Linked DNA regions of Homo sapiens: all the other regions are linked to region 3. A link is a loop called in an ENCODE intact Hi-C map of the cell type or tissue named here. Cell type or tissue: B cell. All regions are shown on one strand. Each heading gives the region's core, and the rest is flanking DNA. Links, peaks and the distances in the headings are about the cores only. Region 1 overlaps BEAN1 (brain expressed associated with NEDD4 1). Region 2 overlaps BEAN1 (brain expressed associated with NEDD4 1). Region 3 has its middle 11 kb from the start of CMTM2.

What was found. Peaks named below come from ENCODE experiments on the same cell type or tissue, not always from the same donor. Only the 100,000 strongest peaks of a DNase experiment are listed, where the experiment ranks them.
Region 1: it touches region 3 in a loop (33-fold over the local background); 28 of 110 quality-filtered maps call a loop at or near these places.
Region 2: a loop joins it to region 3, with 8 times the contacts of the local background. A loop is called at or near these places in 28 of 110 quality-filtered maps.

The regions. Positions count from the first base shown.
Region 1 is chr16:66,476,542-66,480,653 of GRCh38, reverse strand. BEAN1 (brain expressed associated with NEDD4 1) reads right to left here. Exons shown (of 5, transcript NM_001178020.3): 4 at 2,944-3,094; 5 at 1-68. LOC124903698 reads left to right here. Exons shown (of 5, transcript XM_047435016.1): 2 at 235-1,646; 3 at 2,537-2,710. Among named protein-coding and RNA genes, the nearest start is that of BEAN1-AS1, 2.2 kb to the right of the region's middle. RefSeq lists enhancers at 333-872, 1,954-2,494, 3,035-3,576 and a silencer at 4,082-4,112. In B cell, for the core only: CTCF peaks have their summits at 1,590 and 1,790 (motif pointing left); a DNase peak (open chromatin) is centred at 1,773; H3K27me3 peaks cover 592 bases.
Region 2 is chr16:66,482,024-66,486,135 of GRCh38, reverse strand. BEAN1 (brain expressed associated with NEDD4 1) reads right to left here. Exons shown (of 5, transcript NM_001178020.3): 5 at 3,303-4,112. It overlaps LOC124903698, which reads left to right. Exons shown (of 5, transcript XM_047435016.1): 1 at 1-4,112. The coding sequence starts at 987. The coding sequence ends at 1,592. Among named protein-coding and RNA genes, the nearest start is that of BEAN1-AS1, 7.7 kb to the right of the region's middle. RefSeq lists a silencer at 1,117-1,186 and an enhancer at 999-1,979. In B cell, for the core only: CTCF peaks have their summits at 2,022 and 2,226 (motif pointing right); a DNase peak (open chromatin) is centred at 2,225.
Region 3 is chr16:66,588,349-66,592,460 of GRCh38, reverse strand. No RefSeq gene overlaps it. Among named protein-coding and RNA genes, the nearest start is that of CMTM2, 11 kb to the right of the region's middle. In B cell, for the core only: CTCF peaks have their summits at 2,641 and 2,843 (motif pointing right); DNase peaks (open chromatin) are centred at 1,980 and 2,880; H3K4me3 peaks cover 722 bases; H3K27me3 peaks cover 162 bases.

The DNA of each region.
Region 1 (4,112 bases), core at 796-3,295, 110 kb after region 3:
AGTAGGGTGGTGGTGCGTCCGTGGGGACATACAGCTGAGTGGCCCCTGGCCCCACACACTCCTCGTAGCTACGAGAGAAGAGGCTCCCTCAGTGCCCCACCTAGGCCTTAGGGCTGGGTCTCTCCCAAAGGCCTGGGGGTCTATCTGCAGTGACAAGCTGTCCTGGCTGTGGACCAGGGTGGGCCTTGTCCACGCTGGCTCCAATGAAACCCTGCTACTTCCCTCCATCTCCAGAGGGGGACCTCAGAACCCTGGGACCTGGATTTGGGACCTGACTCAGCCCTCATATGCGGTGTGAGCTCAACGCATGAACACTGAGCTGCCTGGGTCTGCGGTGCCTCGAAACAGCAGTGGCCACTGTCTAGGGAGCATCTCCCCGCAGCGCACTGGGTGTGCAGAGGCTGGGTAGGACCAACCTCAGGCTACCAGACACCCTGGTCTCCAGCCACTCCAAAGTTCCCCTTCTCAGTTTAGGAAAGAGTCCCCTGGGCCCCTCTGAACCCACAGATGCAGAGCAAAAGAGCACCCATTGCCCCGAAAGGACTGGCAGCACCACCCCTGCTCGAGCCCCTGGGGCAGGGGTGAAGGTGGAAGGCCAAGGAGGAGGACACGGGCCATTCATCCAGGGCTGGAGGGGTCTCCTAGCAGGGAATGGTGGAGGCCCTGACCCCTTTCCCTCTTCGAGTACTGATGGGTGATCTGCCTGAGGGGGGCTGGCAGGAGAGGAACAAAAGCCCTCCAGAGAAGAGCTCCCCATGGGGAGGGGGCTGCTTGAGGGCCCTGAGGGCAGTTTGGACACAGCCACTCCTGTGGGCATGATCACAGGCACAGGGCCCTCCTGGCCACAAGCTCCACCTGTCCTTTCTCTTCCCACTGCCACTGTCTCTGGGGTCCTCAGGAGCTGAGGGCATAACTCCCTCCTTCTGGCTCCATGACCCCCCACTTCTCTGAGAGGAACCCGTCTTGATCCCTAAGGCCAGTCTCTGCCTCAGTGGCTACAGGTGAGGCCACAGAGACCCCAGGCTCAGCCAGACCCTTGTTGCCTGGGAGGTCTCGGAAGGTGTGTGCGTGTATGTGTTCGTGTGTGCATGTATGTGTGTGTGTGTGTTTGGAGGGGGAATCACCTCTGTCTTCGTAGTCGTGCCCCCACCTTCCCCACCCCTCTCCACCCCTGCCTCATGCCTACCCAGCCCTGTCCAGGCACTGGACCCAACCAGCCTTGGGGGTGCCTGACCACAATGGAGGCCTGCAGCTGGGGCATCCCCTCGTGCCTGAGGCCAACCCAACCCTCTGCTCTGACTCAGGGAGAAGTTGGCTCCCAGGCACCCCCAGGGCATCTGTGCACCTCCACCTCCATCAGAAGCAGCCCCACCTGTTCCTGTCCTTTAGATGAGCTGCACCGGGCAGAGGCAGCTGGGGATGGGGGAGGTGCCTGTGTCCTCAGGCTATGGCCTCAGGAACCAAGGGCTCAGGTCTAACCCTGAGCCACATCCCCAGATACCCACAGTATCTTCCTTCCCAGGAAAACCCAGGAAGCAGGGTTATTTGTCCTTATTTCATAAACAAAGAAATGGAGCCCCTGAGAGCCACAGTGACATGCCTGAGAGCATCAACCTGGGCGGCGTCCAGGATGGGCTCAAACCCAGGTGGGTATGACTGGAAAGCCAGGGCAGGGGAAGGGGAGAGGAGGTCAAACCCCACTGTGCCCTCTGTAGCGTGGCACACGCGTGCTCGCCTGCCTCTGGGCCTTTGCTCATCTGTGCCCTCTGCTGGTCACACCCTCCTCTGTATCTCTGAAGGTCCCAGTTCCTCCCAACCCAAGCACCACACACCCTTGACAAAGGCCGATTTCCTGTGTCAGCCCATCCTCCCTGATCCCCTCCCCTCGTCCTCCTCAGCATGATAGTTATCACCTGTGGCCTCGAAATAGTAACGACACCACTGGTGGGAAGAGCCAGTGCCTTGCTGAGCATTTTACTGGCACTTCTGTGTCATTTTCATGAGTATCCTGTGGGGCAGATATTATTATTATTATTTTATTATTATTTTTTTGAGACGAAGTCTCACTCTGTCGCTAAGGCTGGAGTGCAGTGGTGCGATCTCAGCTCACTACAACCTCCGCCTCCCGGGTTCAAGCGATTCTCCTGCCTCAGCCTCCCAAGTAGCTGGGACTACAGGCGCCCGCCACCACGCCCGGCGAATTTTTTGTATTTTTAGTAGAGATGGGGTTTCACCGTGTTAGCCAGGATGGTCTCGATCTCCTGACCTCGTGATCCCCCACCTCAGCCTCCCAAAGTGCTGGGATTACAGGCGTGAGCCCCCACGCCCGGCTGGGGCAGGTATTATTACATGGACATTTCCACAATGGAGAAGCAGGCACAGCGGGATTAAGTAACTTGCTCATGATCATACAAGAAACAATTTCCAGAGCGAGTGCACCTGGGGCCATCAGATGTCAGCATATGGGCTTGTCCCCTCTTTACCCCCCAGTCCCTGGTGTTATTTATAGAAACACAATACAGTTTTTTTTCCCTAGGGGGAAGTTGATCCCACAGCCACGGAAATAGCCAGATACTCCTCTGGCCTTCCCTCCCACCCTGAGGGAGACACCCGGAGGAGCAGATCCCCAGGGAATTCAGAACAGCTGCCACGGAACCTCCCCTGAAACTGCAGGGGCATTCCCGGCATGCCTACTCAACAGCCTGAGGAGGTGGGCTTGTCTCTTCCTTTCCTAGCACTTCCAGGTGATATCTGCTAAGTCACACTGCCTCAGTGGGACCTACTTGGTCAGGAGTGGGGAGGAGGTGGCCATGCCCACTGAGCAGATGTTTTCTGCATTTATACGACATGCAGAGGTGCCACTCTTTCCCATGATGGAGTTGGGGGGTCTTTGTGTCCAGGGCCCCATCCTCTGATGCCCCCTTCCCCATGAGGCCTCCTTACCCTGGTGGAGAATCTGGGTACAGCTCCCTGAGCACCGTGGCATCCACGTCCCCGTCAGAGCTGATGTCCAAGGGTGGGGGCCAGTCCTCTGAGGAGCTGCAGGCATAGCGCATCCTGCGGCTTGAGCGGCTGTATGTGTGCTCGTCCGACACTGCAGGGAACAGACCACCGGCCTGGGCCTCAGACCAGGATCCAGGGATGGTCCTTATGGGTCTGTAGGTCTACCTGGGGCCATGGAGGCTCTGATTCCCCACCTGACCACTCCTCTCCTCACCAAGCACAGCTGCCTTCATCCATCAGTGACAGCTCCAGAATGTGGGTGCCATTGTCGTGTTGGGCATGGGGATACAGAGAGGAAGCAGAGCTGGCCCTGTCCTGGCCAGCTCCCAAGGTGGTGGCAGCCTGCTTTGGGGATAACCTGGCACTAGGCAGTGTGTCATGAGCTTTGGTAGAGGTCCTACTGGGACTGTGGGAGTAAAGGCAGGCCTGACCAGTCTGGAAGTCAGGGAGGGCTTCCTGGAGGAGGGGCTGCTACAGCTGAGTCTTGTCTAGGATTTAACCAGGGGAAGAGGGGAAGGCCGGGAGGAGGGAACTGAATAGCTTTCCAAGGAGGGAGATAAGAAAGAAGAGTGTGGTGTGAACAGGGAGCTTTGAGCTGTGGAGTTGGGCTGGGCATGGAAAATGCGGTGGAGAGTAGCAAGGAATGAGGGCTTCAGAGAACTCTGGGATCAGCCCTCCCACACTCACTGCCCTTTAGGTATCTTGGGGAAAAAAAGGGGCTTCTATGATGAGTCTGGCAGCTCCCCACACTGCATTCTCCTCTGCATTTTTTACCATGCACCAGGACATCAAAGGCTCTGAAAAGTCCTGCAGCTAAAAAACACATTTAACTGTGCCTGTCCAGCATTCGACCTCAGAATCTTCCTTTCTTAGACCTAGTAACACTGTTTAGGAAATGCTGCTGGAGCACAATCCTCTCATTCCACAGCTGAGGTTCTGGGAGGCCCGGTGACTTGCTGGAGGACAACACACAGTGAGTGGTTGGGCCAGAGGGCAGCTGGATGTCTTGGCTCCTCCTTGCTAAGCTCTCTACAGCCCAGTTTCTGACATGTATCGTCCTGGATGGGAACAGTGGGAGCTGCAAAGGTGGCTGAGACACGAGGTCTCCT
Region 2 (4,112 bases), core at 1,235-3,734, 110 kb after region 3:
CTCTCTGGGAGAGAGAGGATCTCTTTGTTTTGGATTATGAACCAACCAAAGTAGACTTGGGGCTTCCATACTTTTGTTCTGATGGGAGAATGAAGGCACTGTGGTGGACAGCAGAATCCAGAGAGAGATGACATACCTGCCCATATTCCCGGACTTTCTGGATCCAGCCATGCCTGACTTGGACAATTCAGTAAGTATTCTTCCTTGCTCATGAAGATTCAAGTTGGGTTTCTGACTCTTGCAGTTGGATAATGAGGCTCAGAGTGGCAGGGAGTGGAGGGTCCTTTTCAAGGGATGCTCTTCTACTCCACCACACAGTTCAGATGGTGCCAGCCTTGGGGTGGGCTGTGGACCAGGCAGCCACTGGCAGTGGAAGAGAGACAGGCAGCCCCAGGCCCCCAGGAGTCATGCTGGTGAGATGGTCAGTGGTGGCATGGCTGAGGTGGGGACGGCAGGGCCTGAGGACCTGCAACCTTGGATTTCTTGGAGACATGTTGGGCTGGCACAACTGGGCTGCCACCCTGGGGGTAAAGATCTGCCCAGCCCCCAAGCCCAGAGATACCCGGCCTGATCTAGGCAACCAGTCCTGGGCTCCAGAGAGTTCCTCTGGCCCCGAGGACGTGCAATGTGGGGTGAAGCAAAGCAGAGACCAGGACAGAAGATTCACTTCCTCAGACGATGAAGCTTACTGTCTCTCCACCGCTCATGCCAAGAGCCTGGACATGCAGGTGGGCATGGATAGGAACAGCTGAGTGGGAGTGTCAGTGGCACTGGAGTATGCAACACCAAGTGTGTACGTGCACAAGCTCTAAGTGAGAAGGGCACTAGTGTGTGTGCACCAAAGCTGTCTGAGCAAATGTCCACGAAACCACAGGAGGTGGAGCTGAGGGATGCTACATGTGAGTGTGTGCCAGGGGTATCTCTAGGAACTTGGGAGGGGCCCCAGTGTGTGTATGTGCATGTGGGCTTGGCCAGTGTGACAATGGATGTTCCTCGTGGTGGCTGTGAACAGCCTTACTCTGTATCAACCCTCCTTCCGCCCTCTTCTGGGCGATGCCTGTTGCTTGTGTGTGGCAGCAGCTGCTGGAGCCCTTTGCAGAGACCTGGGACCTCACCACACCCATACACGGGGACCCAATGATGGCTCTTGTGGACTATCACGATGGCGTCATCGCCAGCACGGTGACTCCCCTGAAGACTTTTTTCTGGCCAGAGGAGCCCATTTGGCCTCCACAAGGGGCAGGAATGAACATTCTCCAAAGGGCAGCCTCCAAAAATGTCTGCTGAGCATCAGGGTACAAACAACCCGTCTCTCCCACCTGAGGGCGGGCGTCACTTTGAGGTGCGTTCTACTCTGTGTCTCAGAGTCACCAGTGGGACTGCGCTCAGTGGCCTGCAGTGGTGACCTGCTTGGTGACCCCCTCACTGGCTTCCTTGCCTTTCTTGTTTCCTGCCTCACTCCATCTGGTACTCCTGGGAACACTTCCCTAACCAAACTCTCACCCACATCCTCATCCCAGGGTCTGGCCCTGGGGCCCCTGTCTCCATCGTCCTGTGATGCAGCTTCACCTTCCATCTCCTTGGGCCTCTGATGAGCCCAGGTACCTGGGGTGTTCTCCTTGGCCCCTGGCACAGACAGGCGGCATCTCCTTAGGAATGTGCAAAGGACCTTGAATGTGGTGCCATATGTGACACACCACAGCATAGGGCATGTCGTGGATGGAGGAGCAGGAAAAGCCAAGAGCGTGACAGTCCCAAAGGCCTGTGGGATCCTAAGTCTTTGTGGTGGGAGCTGGGTGTCGGTGTGGGGTGGTTTCGGTTGGGGGCAGCACATGGCTGGACACCATCACTGTGGAAGTTTCTGCATTCATTCCCAGGAGGTGGAGCCCCAGAGCACTGAGGTGGCACCAGAGCCATGCCTAGTGATGTTCAGAACAGAGGGCATGCAAAATGATTATTTTGCTTACAGAGAGGGGGACATAAGTGTCAGGCTTTGTCCAGAGAGTGATGCTGGCGGGGCGGGGGTGAGCCCCAAAAATGGAATACTTGAATGGGTTCAACCTCATAGAACATCTCAAGGGTGGAAGAAAAGCCCAGGGTTAAAATGACGGGTTTTGTCTGCAATTATGAGTGCTGGTGGGTATTGTGTTTCAAGGTGAGAGGAGGGGCTTCCTCATTCTTCAGGGCCTGACTTGTTCACTTTGAGCAGTGGCAGCAGCGAGCCGGCAGGTGGCAGTGTGGGCTCAGGGTGGGGGTGATAGGCGCAGCAGAGCCAGCCTTGGCCTGTCCAGCAGGGACGTGGGCTGGAGAACCAGAAGGATGAGCCTATCTCGTGGTCTTTCCCCCCGCTGCACCCTCCTTCAGGATTGCACCCCACTTTCAAGGCACTTGGGGTCTAAGACTATATTAATGGACTATTCGAATTTTGGATTGCACCCCACTTTCAAGGCACTTGGGGGCATCTAGGACTATGTTAGTGGGCTCTATTGGAGTTCTGGTGGGAGGGAAATGTGACAGAGGAAGGGGCCCAGGCTCTGTCCGCTAAGAGATCAATAGCCCAAGCCATGGTGTTGTGGAGGGCATGGAAAGGAAGAGGGGAATTCCTGCAGAGGGTGAGACAACAGCTCATTTCAGTTTCATTGCCACTTTCCTCTCTTTCCTGGTGGTACAAGCCATCAGGGTGCTACAAGCCAACTCCTGTTAGAGTAAAACGTGTAGTCTCTGAAGTTCCTAGAGTCAGGTCCTGAAGTTGATGGCCCATCCTCATGACGTTACACCAGCCATGTCTCAGAGAAATGATGCCAAGTTTCAGTGAGGTTAAAAAAAAAAAAGCAACTCCTGTAAGGCACTGACTATCCAAATATCCACATCAACAGGAAAATGACAAGGCTTCAATGGTGCTTAATCTTGAGAGGTAATGAATGGGTAGAGATTGCTAGCCGGAGGTGTATTTTCATTTTGTTGCTATTTAGTGTTTCCTTTTCTTACAAGTTTCAGAAGGTATAAACCCTACTCGGGAGGCTGAGGTGAGAGGATCGCTTGAGACCAGGAGTTTCAACTAGCCTGGGCAACATAGTGAGACCCTGTGTTTACAAAAATTCAAAATCAAAAATTAGCTGGGTATGGTGGTGCATGCCTGTAGTCCCAGCTGCTTAGGAGGCTGAGGTGGGAGGATCACTTGAGCCCAGGAGTTCAAGGCTACAGTGAGCTATGTTCATACCATTGCACTCCAGCGTAGGCGACTGAGTGAGACCCTGTCTGAAGAAAAAAAGAAAAGAAAAAAAGGAACCTTATGCACTCTCTGAAAGTGTTACTTCTTGCTACATTTTATTGATATTATGTATTTATTTTGAACACAGAAAAGATACATTGTTGCTTATTCATTGCCTAGTCCAGGAACAAGAAAAGCTATTCAGCTCCATCTTTCAAACACTGATGAGTAGGTAGGAATTTTTATCCCTTTTTTTCCCCCAGCACTCTCTGGAATTGCAGAAGCAGGATGTGTTTCTTAAAAGAGTCTCATTCCTGGACTGCATTTTAAAGGCTATACAGTACAACAGACAGATATTTTTTGCCTAGAAAACAGTACACCACTAAGGTGGTCAGAACTGCTTGTAAACAAGTCCCTCCCCCAGATGGAGTCTGGGGCTCCAGGAGGCTGCACGCAGGATGCTACAGAACTTCTGGGTGGATTCCTTTCAGCTCCGCACCAGAAGAAATGCTATCTCTACAGAAAATAAAATTCAAGATTGCCATCCTTGCCACTCCTCTGCTTAAGAAAGAGATTACTAAATAGTCTTAGCCCTTCATTGGAGGAACAGAAATGTGGGGAAGCAGGATAGGGTGCTGTTTTTTAACGACGAGGGACAAGAGGTGGGAGGGAGGCAGAGTGATGGCCGCTGGCGATGCTAGCAGGGACACTGCTCAGAGATGCTTGGCTGCCACCCTCTGTGGGCTGGGTCTTCAGGAATCACCTCTGTTACCTGCGTGGTCTTTGATGGAAATCGCTGGGGTTTCTTGGTCAAGATCTGAGCCAGCCTTTCTGCAGCCAGGCTGACCCTACAAATCCCCTTCTGTGGCAGCAAGGCTGAGTAGCCTTCTGGTCCTCTTGT
Region 3 (4,112 bases), core at 1,589-4,088:
AATGTGTAGGCAGGTGAGGATGCTTTCCCAGTAAACCTGCTCAACACTTGGTGGGCCCTCTCCCTCCCCTCCCCTCCCCTCCCCTCCCTTTACCTTCCCTTCCCTTTTCTCCCTTCCTTCCTCCCTCCCTCCCTCCTTCCTTCCCTTCCCTTCCCTTCCCCTCCCCTTCCTTCCTTCCTTCCTTCCTTCTCCCTCTCTTTCTTTTTTTCTTTCTCTCTCTCCCTTTCTTCTTCTTTTTTTTTTTTTTGAAACAGGGTCTTGCTTTGTCACCCAGGCTAGGGTGCAGTGGTGCAATCTTGGTTCACTGCAGCCTCGACCTCTCAGCCTCAAGTGATTGATTTTCCCACTTCAACCTCTGGAATAGCTGGGACTACAGGCACACACCAGTATGCCCGGCTAATTTTTTTGTTTTTTGTAGAGACAGGGTTTTGCCATGTTGGCCAGGCTGATCTCTAACTCCTGAGCTCAAGGGATCCACCTGCCTCGGCTTCCCAAAGTGCTGGGATTATAGGCGTGAGCCACCACACCTGGCCTTGGTGGGTCCTTTCTATAAGATTTTAGTTTTAACTGAAAATTTTTTTCTGTTTAAGATTTTCTCACCTTCTGTGACTCCTTTGAGATGGTTGTTGGATAAATCCTCCTAGATTTGTCCTCTGTGTCTTTTTTCCAAAAAAGAAAGTCTGCCTTTTTGTTTGATTTTCTAGATTTCCTTTATTTTTCAAATCATGAATTGCCATCTTAAATTATGTCTATTCTATTATTCAACCCCTCTGTTAAATTTTAAAATCTTGGCTGGATGCAGTGGCTCACGCTGTAATCCCAGCATTCTGGGAGGTTGAGGCGAGTGGATCGCTTGAGGTCAGGAGTTCGAAAGCAGCCTGGACAACATGGTGAAACCCCGTTTCTACTAAAAATACTAAAAAAATTAGACAGGCATGGTGGCAGGCACCTGTAATCCCAGGTACTTGGGAGGCTGAGGCAGGACAGTCGCTTGAACCGGGGAGGTGGAGGTTGCAGCAAGCCGAGATCGCGCCACTGCACTCCAGCCTGGGCGACAGAATGAGACTCTGTCTCAACAACAACAACAGCAACAACAAAAATTCAAAATCTTTGTTGTAGTTTCCCACACTCCTACCCCAAGAACTCTTGTTTGCTGGTTGCCCTTTTTGAGTCTCTTTTGTTTGAGGGACACAGCATCCATTTTTATTCTGTGTGTATTAATTAATTAGGCTTTTTGCTGAATCTGCATTTCAACCAGATGTGTAAGTGACATGCCCCACACCCAGGCCATTCCCCGCTCCAGACAAGTACTTACCTGATGTAGTTCTGTTCTGAAGGGGCATCTTCCTACAGCCCATGTCGCTGTCCTGGGGTCCTCTTCTTAGCATGACACCTGAAGTCTCGCTCAGCCCCAGCCCAGCCCCCACTTCAGGCTCATTATATCCTGGGATTCGCAGAAACCCTGCCTGCTCACAAGTATTACCCCAGGAGTTGAGAGGAGTGACCAAATTCGTTTAGGAAAGTTCACACTTTTCCACAGGATTCTGAGCATAAGTCATATTTAGCTTCCTTTGTTAGGTAAAACTTATATACAATGAAATGCACAGATCTTAAGTATACTATTGAATGTTTTGACAAATGTGTACACCTGTGTGACCAGCTCCTCCAATGAATAGATGAAAGTTCTGGTACCCACAAAAGCTCACTTATGTCTCTTTGGAAATGTGAAAGGAAAATAAAATACTCAGGACCCCGATTCACTGTGCCAAAAGAAAAAAATTAAGCTGAGAGCTGAGTCATGCAAGAAGCCGCCTTTCCTTTTGTCCCTAAGCGGAGAGCTACAGACGAAAAGTGAAATATCCCCACAGGTAGCTGCTCTATGTTCATCTTATGTCAAATGCCAATTTACTGAGCGCCAGAAGAAGGCATCACTCGCTGTTCCCCTACCTGCTCCTTTTCTCTTGCAACTTGTGGTTTCAGTAACGTGACTACACACTTTCTCTTTCCCTTTCAGCCCGCTTTTCCCTTTAAATGTTGAAGCCCTCAAAATCACATTTGGATGATTTGGAGAAAGGCACAGACCTGTTTCTGAGGCATTGTCCTTAACTGTGGCACTTTTTTTTTTTTTTTTTTTTTTGAGACAGAGTCTTGCTCTGTCGCCCAGGCTGGAGTGCAAGTGGCGCGATCTCAGCTCACTGCAACCTCCACCTCCAGGGTTCAAGCGATTCTTCTGCCTCAGCCCCCAGAGTAGCTGGGACTACAGGTGCGTGCCACCACGCCCGGTGAATTTTTGTATTTTTAGTAGAGACGGGGTTTCGCCATGTTGTACAGGCTGGTCTCAAACTCCTGGGCCCAAGCGATCTGCCCACCTCGGCCTCCCAAAGTGCTGAGATTACAGGCATGAGCCACTGGACCTGGCCAAAATAAACTTCTAAATCAATTGTGGCCTGTGTCTGATACTTTTTGGGTTACATAATCAATCCCCAAGCAACCACTGTTTTCTTTCACTGTATTTTTGCCTATTCTTGAACTGCTTAGAAATGGAATCATATGGTATGTTTCTATTATGTGAAATCCTTCCTTGTTGTTGTATTCATAGTTTTTTTTTTTTTTTTTTTTTTTTTTTTTTTTTACTGCTGAGTAGTGCATTCCGTTTTCTGAATGTAGCACATTTACCTCCTTTTGAACATGTGGCTCTTTCTAGTTTTTGGCTGTTATGAACATTCTAGTATACCATTAATCTTGGCTAAATATACAGGAGAAGAATTCTGGGTCATGTGGCAGGTTAGCGTGCATTTTTGAGTTTTTCTCTACAAAGCTAGAGGTAGGTGTGCCTCACACTGCCTGGCCTGCAGGGGATGCTGTGAGGCTACAGAGGGGACAGTGGACTTGAAGTGTAGAGGAGCCTGGGGCCACCCCAAGTTCCAAGGCTTCACCCCTAGAGGCCACCAGCTGCCCGTCTCCCCACCTGAAGGACCTGCAGGGGCCTCCTTCCTCCGGCACACCTTTGCGGCAGCAGCTAAGCACATGGCCTTCTCACAGCCTTCAGTGATCGCCTTGGCCCAAGTCATGATCATGTCCCCAAGGCTCAGTGAACCCTCCCAGCTTGTCTCCCAGGCTGGGCTCGGGGCTCCATGCTTCCTCCTACAGACCCCCTTCCAAGCTCCTCATGGGTCAGTTTGGGGCCTGGCTTTCCTCTCATGGAGACAACCCTTCCCCTGCCAGGATGGCTGGACTGTCCAGTGAGAGCAGAGCCTTCTCTGGTGGAAAGATCTGCAAGGCCTACATGTGGGGACTCCAGGCCTTATGCTCAGGTTGTCAGTGGAGGGAGACACTCCAGGTCCCAGAGGGAAACAGCCCCTAGACTCCTCCTGTGCCCACCCTGCTCAGCCCATATGCCAGCCTGACTCAGGCCCTTGGAGGCCCTGAGCCCTGAGAAGTTGACACCCCCTGCCCTCCTCACTTCGACCGGAGTGAACCTCAGTGAGGATCAATACTAAATTGCAGGCCAGGCATGGTGGCTCACGCCTGTAATCCTGGCACCCTGGGAGGCTGAGGCGGGTGGATCACCTGAGGTCAGGAGTTCGAGACCAGCCTGGCCAACATGGTAAAACCCTATCTGTATGAGAGATACAGAAAATTAGCCAGGTGTGGTGGCAGATGCCTGTAATACCAGCTACTCAAGGAGGCTGAGGCAGGAGAATTGCTTGAACCTGGGAGGTAGAGGTTGCAGTGAGCCGAGATCACACCGTTGCACTCCAGCCTGGGTAACAAGAGTGAAACTCTGTCTCACCAAAAAACAAAAACAAAACAAAACAAAACAAAACAAAACCAACCTAAAAACTAAACTGCAAGGAAGGCCAACAAACTTATTTTTCTCATAACAATTGCTTGGATGCTTTTTTAAAAAAGTAAAATTAAAATAATCAGTGTGAACAAAATGATCCTTTTGTTTTCTGGTTTCTTGTCTTCCTCTGCCCCCCATGCCCTGGCCCCCTGCCCCCTGCCAGTTGGTTGGGGCCACTAGCCGGCAACACCTACACTTCTGGTCCCCCAGGCCCTTGGTGCCCAGTAGCCTGGGAGCACTTCAGGAGCCTTGGCTCCCAGGCCCT